Regions from separate parts of the Homo sapiens genome. Here regions 1 and 2 are each linked to region 3. The links are chromatin contacts, found by Hi-C or POLR2A ChIA-PET in ENCODE. All regions are on one chromosome and are shown on one strand. Each heading gives the region's core, a stretch centred on a gene start or an enhancer-like site at or near the end of the contact. The rest is flanking DNA. Distances are from core to core; before and after follow the strand shown.

The links. A loop is a pair of places that touch in the nucleus more often than their neighbours do. ChIA-PET counts read pairs that join two places held with the same protein, here RNA polymerase II (POLR2A). Pooled maps may share reads with other maps.
Region 1: a pooled map shows a loop between it and region 3 (1.9-fold over the local background). The contact joins two enhancer-like sites. A Hi-C loop is called at or near these places in 2 of 50 pooled maps. POLR2A ChIA-PET finds 5 or more read pairs at or near these places in 6 of 52 experiments (BJ, Caco-2, H1 and 3 more).
Region 2: a pooled map shows a loop between it and region 3 (2.3-fold over the local background). The contact joins two enhancer-like sites. A Hi-C loop is called at or near these places in 2 of 168 maps with a recorded cell type or tissue (heart right ventricle and prostate gland) and 3 of 50 pooled maps. POLR2A ChIA-PET finds 5 or more read pairs at or near these places in 7 of 52 experiments (BJ, Caco-2, HEK293T and 4 more).

What each region holds. Positions count from the first base shown.
Region 1 is chr2:121,699,379-121,702,120 of GRCh38, reverse strand. All of the region lies in intron 2 of NIFK-AS1 (NIFK antisense RNA 1), which reads right to left. Among named protein-coding and RNA genes, the nearest start is that of NIFK, 36 kb to the left of the region's middle. RefSeq lists enhancers at 1,647-2,146, 2,304-2,423. Within about 2 kb of position 1,445, at least 19 of the 41 ENCODE cell types and tissues checked have a DNase peak (open chromatin) inside an H3K27ac peak, as active enhancers do.
Region 2 is chr2:121,717,594-121,720,630 of GRCh38, reverse strand. The region is part of intron 3 of NIFK-AS1 (NIFK antisense RNA 1); the gene reads right to left. Among named protein-coding and RNA genes, the nearest start is that of NIFK, 18 kb to the left of the region's middle. Within about 2 kb of position 1,735, at least 5 of the 41 ENCODE cell types and tissues checked have a DNase peak (open chromatin) inside an H3K27ac peak, as active enhancers do.
Region 3 is chr2:121,616,132-121,619,050 of GRCh38, reverse strand. All of the region lies in intron 1 of CLASP1 (cytoplasmic linker associated protein 1), which reads left to right. Among named protein-coding and RNA genes, the nearest start is that of CLASP1, 32 kb to the left of the region's middle. RefSeq lists an enhancer at 1,296-1,345. Within about 2 kb of position 1,595, at least 4 of the 41 ENCODE cell types and tissues checked have a DNase peak (open chromatin) inside an H3K27ac peak, as active enhancers do.

The sequences.
Region 1 (2,742 bases), core at 196-2,695, 83 kb before region 3:
AAGAGTGCTGATTGGGCAGGTCAGAGATGAAATCATAGGGAGTGGAAGCTGTCTTCTTGTGCTGAGTCAGTTCATGGATGGGGACCACAAGATCAGATGAGCCAGTTTATTGATCTGGGTGGTGCCAGCTGATCCATCAAGTGCAGGGTCTGAAGAATATCTCAGGCACTGATCTTAGGAGCAGGGTAGGGAGGGTCAGAATCTTGTAGCCTCCAGCTGCATGACTCCTAAACCACAATTTCTAATCTTGTAGCTAGTGTTAGTACTACAAAGGCAATCTAGTCCTCAGGCAAGAAGGAGGTCAGCTTGGGAAAGGGCTGTTACCATCTTTGTTTAAACTATAAACTAAGTTTCTCCCAAAGTTAGTTTAGCCTATGCCCAGGAAAGAACAAGGATAGCTTAGAAGTTAGAAGGAAGATGGAGTCGGTGAAGTTAGATCTCTTTCACTGTCTCAGTCATAATTTTGCAAAGGCAGTTTCAGTTCTTATCTCCTTGGCTGAGACCAGGAAATATATTATCACAGGAATGGAGTTGTAAGTAGTGGCTGGTTGTCTTTTGAAATAACACCATGTCACAACAGCATTCAATTATTATTAATTTACAAAGCAGCTAATCTTGATGGGCACTGTCAGATATGGGTATGGATATGGGTGAGACACTTACCCTTCCTTCAAGTTGCTCATAGTTTAGTAAGTGAGCAAACTAACTGTGCTGACTTTGGTTTTTTTGTTTGTTTGTTTGTTTGTTTGTTTGTTTTGAGACAGAGTCTTGCTCTTGTCTCTTGTCGCCCAGGCTGGAGAGCAATGGCACAATCTTGGCTCTCTGCAACCTCCACCTCCCAGGTTCAAGTGATTCTCCTGCCTCAGCCTCTCGAGTAGCTGGGATTACAGGCACCTGCCACCACGCCTGGCTAATTTTTGTATTTTTTTTAGTAGAGACAGGGTTTCGCCATGTTGGCCAGGCTAGTCTTGAACTCCTGACCTCATGATCCGCCAGCCTTGGCCTCCCAAAGTGCTGGGATTACAGGCGTGAGCCACCGTGCCCAGCCCTGACTGTGGTTTCTAACACTGTCTCTACAGGAAGCCGTCTCTCTAACAGTCTCTCAGATCTTAACCTATTTATTTGTATCCCCTTACTGAGTGGGCCCAATACCTGTGAAGGGCAGCTGTGTAACAGCATCACCACAACTCTGTTGTACGAGTTGAAGTTCATTGCATTAACTTTGAAGGATTAATTAATATAGTGTCTCTCTTCCAGGATTCCTATAGGACATGCTTCTAAGGGCTCAGGCCAGGAGTGGGCTCCATCCTCAGCTTTTTTTCAGAAGCTACAGAAGCAACTGTTTTCACCCCCATACTCAGAGCGAGTGAAATGGGGGTTGCCGGAAGAAAGTGCTTCACGACGACAGAGTGGTTATCAAAATATGCCAATCAGCCACACAGCTCCCAGCTCACCAGATTTGTCAAAGGGCCAATCAGCTCTAAGGGTTTCTGTGGAGAAAAATGCTCATTTATTGGGAGACAGAAAGGAGAGCTTTGGCTGAAACCACTTTGCCTTCACCAGCAACTTTTTAATCCCTTTGTCTGGTGCATGAAATCAGTTCCCAGAACACAGAGGTTATTAATAACTGTGGGACCTTTTCCCAGTCTCCAGATCAATTGGCAGAAGCCTCTGGTTATTTCCTTCTGGATGCTTCTATTATTTGGAGCTGAGAAGTGACCTCCTCCTCAAAACCTGTACAGATTTTCACCTGGCTTGGGAATTACACAGTCACCCACCAGCCCCCAGCCTTGCCTCCTCTCCACTCTTCCCTGGCTGGGCTGGCTCGGTGCAAGGCTGGTGTCTTTGCTTCCACCGAGAGACTACGTGCTGTCCAGTGGAGTCCAGCACGCACCTCTCTTCCCACTGGTTCCTCACTGCCAGGTGAGGTCCAGGGCGTTGATCCGGATCCATGGAGCCAGGCTGATGTACAATGAGTCACTCTGAGCTGGCTCCTCTCCTCATGCTTGGCAGAGGTCCTAGCATCAGCTGCTGGGCAGGTGCTGAGCAAGGCCGAGGTCTTAACTTGGCGACACTGGGGTGGACATTTCTCCAGGAGGAGCTGCTGTGATCGGCAGGACTCAGTAGAGAGAGTGTCTTACATGTAGGGCTTCCCCCTTCTCTCCCTCTTGCTTCCTTCCTGCGGGGGCCAAGCCATGCCTGTGGCTTTACCAGGATCTCAGTGCAGGAAATGTTGCAGCTCCTCTGACTCTCACCTCCTCTCTCAGCTCCAGGTCGCCCCTTGCTTGCTGGCCGCATCACAAGGAATGGCCCTCAGCACCCGAACCCAGACAGGCACAGTGGGCTGGACAAATCTGGGTCATACTGGCTAAACACCGTTAGCTTCCCTGTGAAATGAAAGCAAGAGCCTTCACCTTGCAAGGCTGAGGGAGGTGGGGGCAAAGCACCTCCCATGCGGGCACAGTGGGCCTCTACTGAGGGTTTGATCATTAGGAGCGTTGTCACCTCTGAGAGCTGACCTCATCTCTCCCCACAAACCCGCTCACCCGGTCTGCTTCCTGTCTGGGTGGATGGCATCATCACTCTTAGTCACTCAGACTGAACGAAGCAGCTCTCTTCTGGCTCATCTTGCACTGGCCTATTTGTATGTGTGTGTGTGGGGTAAATATACCTAAAATGCATATTTTTTTGAGACAGGGTCTCACTCTGTTGCCAAGGCTGGAGTACAGTGGAACCATCTCT
Region 2 (3,037 bases), core at 486-2,985, 100 kb before region 3:
AGTTCGAGACCAGTCTGACCAACATGGAGAAACCACATCTCTACTAAAAGTACAAAGATTAGCTGGCTGTGGTGGTGGGCACCTGTAATCCCAGCTACTCAGGAGGCTGAGGCAGGAGAATCGCTGGAACCCGGGAGGCAGAGGTTGCAGTGAGCCAAGATCATGCCACCACACTCCAGCCTGGGCAACTGGAGTGAAATTCTGTGTCAAAAAAAAAAAAAAAAATCAGCCAGGCGTGGTGGCACATGCCTGTAATCCCAGCTACTCAGGAGGCTGAGGCAGGAGAATCACTTGAACCTGGGAAGCCAAGGTTGCAGTAAGCTGAGATCATGCCACTGTACTCCAGCCTGGGTGACAGAGCAAGACTGACCCAAAAAAAAGAAAAATCTCTTAAAACAATCAGCCTGAATTGTCATAGAGAAACCTAATTTCTGCCTTTTGACCATAAAATAGGAAGTAATAATGACTTTTCAACGCTTGTACTCCATTTAAGGACTCAGGCGGCCGGGCACAGGGGCTCATACCTGTAATCCCAGCACTTTGGGAGGCTGAGGCAGGCGGATCATGAGGTCAGGAGTTCAAGACCAGCCTGGCCAGCATGGGGGAAACCCCTTGTCTGCTAAAAATACAAAAAAATTAGCCACGCGTGGTGGTGGGTGCCTGTAATCCCATCTACTTGGGAGGCTGAGGCAGGAGAATTGCTTGAACCTGGGAGGCAGAGGTTGCAGTGAGCCAAGATCGCGCCACTGCACTCCAGCCTGGGTGACAGGGCGAAACTCCATCTCAAAAAATAAAAATAAAAAAAGGACTCAGGCATAACATGAAGTATGCAATAATAATTAATGTTTATTACATGTTTGCATATGTAATGTTGCAGATGAGTAAACTGAAGCCCAGGGAGCTTAGGTAGCTTGCCCACAGATTGTCTATGGTGACCCAGTTGAACTGACTCAAGTTCTTAAAGTTTACTTTCAGTGAGATTAGCATAAATGCTAGATTATTCGTGGCCATGGAAAGGAAAAGGGCTGGGGTCAATGCTTCACGCCTGTCATCCCAGCACTTTGGGAGGCTGAGATGAGATGGAAGGATTGCGTGAGCCCAGGAGTTTGAGACACCAGTGAGCACTGGAGGGGACCACTGCACTCCAATCTGGGTAAGAGAGCAAGACCCCCCTCTCTAAAAATAAACAAACAAAAAACAGGGAGAAGTAAAAGACAAGACCTAGTGACTTTCCTTTGTTGTTGTTGTTTTTTTTGAGACAGTCTCGCTGTGATGCCTAGGCTGGAGTGCAGTAGTGTGATCTCAGCTCACTGCAACCCTCACCTCCCTGGTTCAAGCGATTCTCCTGCCTCAGCCTCCCGAGTCGCTGGGATTACAGGCGCCTGCCCCCACACTTGGCTAACTTTTGTATTTTTAATAGAGACAGGGCTTCACCATGTTAGCCAGGATGGTTTCAAACTCCTGACCTCGAGTGATCCACCCACCTCAGCCTCCCAAAGTGCTGGGATTACAGGCGTGAGCCACCGCGCCTGGCTGACTTTCCTTTTTTGCTGTTTTGTTTTTCTTCTCCAAGTTATTGGTAGAGGGACCTAGTGACTTTATGAATTGGGAGCAGAAATGGGGCACTGGGACACACATGGAATGAAGAAGGCTAACAAGATTTCTATTCTTAAATGCTCAGCCTTGAAATAACTCAGAGCAATATAACGCTAGGTGGCAATAGATCCCAGGCACTTGAAATTTACAGTCAGCCTGGCACGGTGGCATGAACCTGAGGTCCCAGCTTCTGAGAAGGTTGAAGCAGGCAGAGAAAATCTACAGTTAACTCATTGCACTTAAAGAGATTGGCAAAAATCCAAAATTATTAAAGGGGTTTATACCCTAGTGTTAACTTTTTTTTTTTTGAGATGGAGTCTTGCTCTGTTGCCCAGGCTGGAGTGCAGTAGCGCAATCTCGGCTCACTGCAACCTCCATCTCCTGGGCTCAAGTAACTCTCCTACCTCAGCCTCCCGAGTAGCTGGGATTACAGGTGCCTGCCACCACGCCCAGCCAATTTTTGCCTTTTTAGTAGAGATGGGGCTTCACCACATTGGCCAGGCTGGTCTTGAACTCCTGACCTCAGGTGATCCACCCGCCTCGGCCTCCCAAAGTACTGTGATTACAGGCATGAGCCACTGTGCACGGCTGGAGTCTCACTCTTTTACCCAGGCTGGAGTGCACTGGTGCGATCTCGGTTCACTGCAGCTTCCGCCTCCCAGGTTCAAGCGATTCTCCTGCCTCAGCCTCCTGAATAGCTGAGATTACAAGCACCCGACACGACACCTGGCTAATTTTGTATTTTTAGTACAGACGGGGTTTCACCATGTTGGCCAGGCTGGTCTTGAACTCGTGACCTCAGGTGATCCACCTGCCTCGGCCTCCCAGAGTGCTGGGATTACAGGTGTGAGCCACTGCGCCCGGCCTCAGCCCACCAATGTCTACACTACTACAGGACAGAAACTACCACTATCAAATGCCCCTTAAGCAATTTGGTGCTTAGGAAACATCTTTCCAATAATTGACAATTGGTGAAAATATATTTACCAAATGGGTTTGGGTCACCAGCAATACAACATTCCAATGACATGAACCATGAAAATATTTACCTTATGAATTTGTGTATAAAGATGAAGAAATATAACTTCGATTAATTTTACAATATTTATGGGCAAATTATTTATTTATTTATTTATTTTATATAGAGATGGAGTCTCACTATATTGCCCAGGCTGGTCTCCAATTCCTGGCCTCAAGCAGTCCTCCCACCTTGACCTCCCAAAATGCTGGGATTATAGGCGTGAGCCGCTGTGCATGGCCAAAGCAGTTTTGGTTTGGTTTGGTTTGTATTGGTTTTTAGAGACAGGATCTCACTGTGTCGCCCTGGCTAGAGTGCAGTAGCATGATAATAGCTCACTGCAGCCTCGAACTCCTGGCCTAAGGTGATCCTCCCACCTTGGCCTCCTGAGTAGCTGAAACTATGGGAACTTGCATGAGGCCC
Region 3 (2,919 bases), core at 346-2,845:
CTGATTTTTTCCCTACTGCAGAATATTCTTGAGTATACTTGAGTAATTCCAGCTTTTAATGATCTTTCCAAGGTACACAATTATATATCCATCCAGTTTCTAGATTCTCCAGTTCAGAGATGACTTGTATAGATTTCCCTGCAAGACCAAAGCACTGTTGACTTTTGGTGCAAGAAATGGACTGTTGGGCCTTATTTCTGTACAGTCTTTCTGTTGTATGCCTGACTGGTATTTTACAGGCTTTTCGAGAATTATTTCATCTTCTTAGTATCTAGAATTACAGAGCTAGAGAACTCTAGTAGAATTTCTAGTATTTGTTAATTGAAATAAAAACATCAAATTAAGAATTTAGAAACACTTTTTATATTATTTTTGCATTAAAAAATTCATAATACATTCATAATGCATAAAGGTAAGCTTGAAAAATATGAATACTTTCTCAGTATTAAAACATATGAATATGATATTTTGTCTGTATAGATAATTCTTGGTGTATGTATGGAATAATTATCAGACATCCTTCTAATAAGTTTCCCCTTTCATCCCAGGAGTGAGGATCAGCAATGTTTACAGGTTGGGAACCAGTTCTGTGATCTTTCTAGACTGCTTGTTTCCTCTGAACAGGCCGCACACTCTTGCGTCTGTGCTTTGTCCATATGTATTTGCACATTCCTTTTACTTGTGATGTTTTCTACCTTCTCCCTTACCTCTACTTCTAAGAAAGAATGGAACTCAACTTATGACTGCCAGTGACTGTTTGTCCTTTGATTTTCAGCCCAAGCAAACTTTATTCTTTGGACGAGTATTTCTGGAGTACCTTGTTTGCAACAGGCATTATAGGCATTAGGTGAACAAAATATAGTTAGGTCCCTACCTTCTTGAGGCTGACAGTCCTGTTGGGAAATCAGACAGTAAATACGTGGTAGAATTGCACCTTAAGTGCTTGAAAGTAGAGAACAGCATGCAGTGACAAGGGAGTACCCCTAGAATGGCCTTCCAATGGGTCTCTGAGGAGCTAGCATTTGAGCTGAAGTCTGAAAGATGAAAAAGAATAGCCGGGCCAATATAGGTGTAAGGAGAGTTTTTGGCAGAAGGAACAACATAAGCAAAAGCCCTGAAGTAGTAAAGAGTTTGGAACCAAAAGGAGGCCAGCGTATATGACTAGAGCTCAGAGGTATTTGGCTTGGAGATACAAATTTGGGAGACATCAGTTTATAAGCATGGGAATGGATGCTGGTTATTTTGGAGTGAGCAGTGTGAGGGGACAAGAGGCATTGGACTGAGCCCACCAACAGAGATCTGGAAGGTGGGTAGAGATGAGAGATGAATTAGTAGATGCAACCAGAGAAGTAGCAAGAAGGCATAAGCATTTGTTTTCACACAAGTAGGGAATTTTTGAAGAAGGAAGGGGCGATCGACTTTGGATTGCTGCTGAGTGGTGTAGTTTGTTAAGTACAGAAAAGTCTTCCTTGGATTTGCCAACATGGCTGTCACTGGTGATTCTGACAAGAGCTGCTCTTGTGGAGTGAGCAAGTGAAGCCAGATCAGAGGGTCTGTGGAGGGGACAGGAAGTGTGCATCAGTGGAGCTGGCTGGTGTAGACAACGGCTTAAAGAAGCTTCACTGTTGATGGTGTCATTGATGAAAGGCATGTGAGCTCAAGAGAGGGCCTTTGTAAGATGAGTGATTTAGAGGACATTTACAAGCTGCTGGGAATGAGCTAGCGGAGGAGAGATCGCTGATTCCTGGGAGCAGACAACTGGAAGGTTATAGGTCTGAGGAGGCAGAAAGGAGGAGTTGTTGTCATCTGTGTGGGTGCTGAAACCATTAAGGAAGCTGAGAGGAGATAGGGAGGGAGTCAGGGAGACTGGAGTGTGAGTCTGCAGTGGAAGACAGGGAAGGACCTGTGACTGACAAATGAAAGCTGGGGCTGCCCCGGTGCTGAGCTGCTTGGTGCTTAGCTTAGTTGGTAGGTGCAGTGCCCCATCCTTGCAATTCCCAGTTGAAGCATTACTGAGTTCCCTCAGGCAGTTTTATCTTCCTTCCTCTTCTACCTACAGCATTTTCTGCAAACTTCTGGTTTAAGACTTGTCCCCATACTATTTTGACTGTGTTTGTCTCTTTCTTCTTTCAGGCAGTGACCTTCTTGAAGGCCTTGATGAAGTCTCTACAAAGTTTTGTGATTTTTAGTAGTTAGCATAGTTCAATACCTGTCAGAGTAAATGCTTGCTCACTGAGTGAATGTGTGGGCCTCAAAATGAGTGGGACAGTGGGAGGGAGAAAAAAGAGAAGGAAAGGACAGAAGGAACAGGTAGACTAAGAACAGACTTCCTGCTGGCAGGGCATGGCAGCGCGTCTTTCTTCGTTTTCGATCATATTGTAATTGTTGCAGAAATCATCCTAATACAGAAAAGATTGTCTTATTGATAGAAATATGCTGACTTAGTGTGAGTAGATCCTGCTAATTTCTGGCTTTAAACTATCATACCTTCTTTCTGGCATGAAACTACCATACCTTCTTCCAGAACTGGCTTTAAATTATCAACCTATTGGCTTTAAATTTCAACCCTGTTTTCCAGGGAGATTTTTATTTTTTATTTTTTTGAGACAGAGTTTTGCTCTTTGTTGCCAGGCTGGAGTGCAATGGTGCAATCTCTGCTCACTGCAACCTCCGCCTCCCAGGTTCAAGCGATTCTATTGTCTCAGCCTCCCGAGTAGCTGGGATTACAGGCGCCTGCCACCATGCCTGGCTAATTTTTGTATTTTTAGTAGAGACGGGGTTTCACCATGTTGGCCAGGCTGTTCTCGAACTCCTGACCTCAGGTGATCCACCCGCCCTGGCCTCCCAAAGTGTTGAGATTACAGGCGTGAGCGACCGCACCTGGCCCCAGGGAGATTTTTTAATGTGGTTATTGATTAA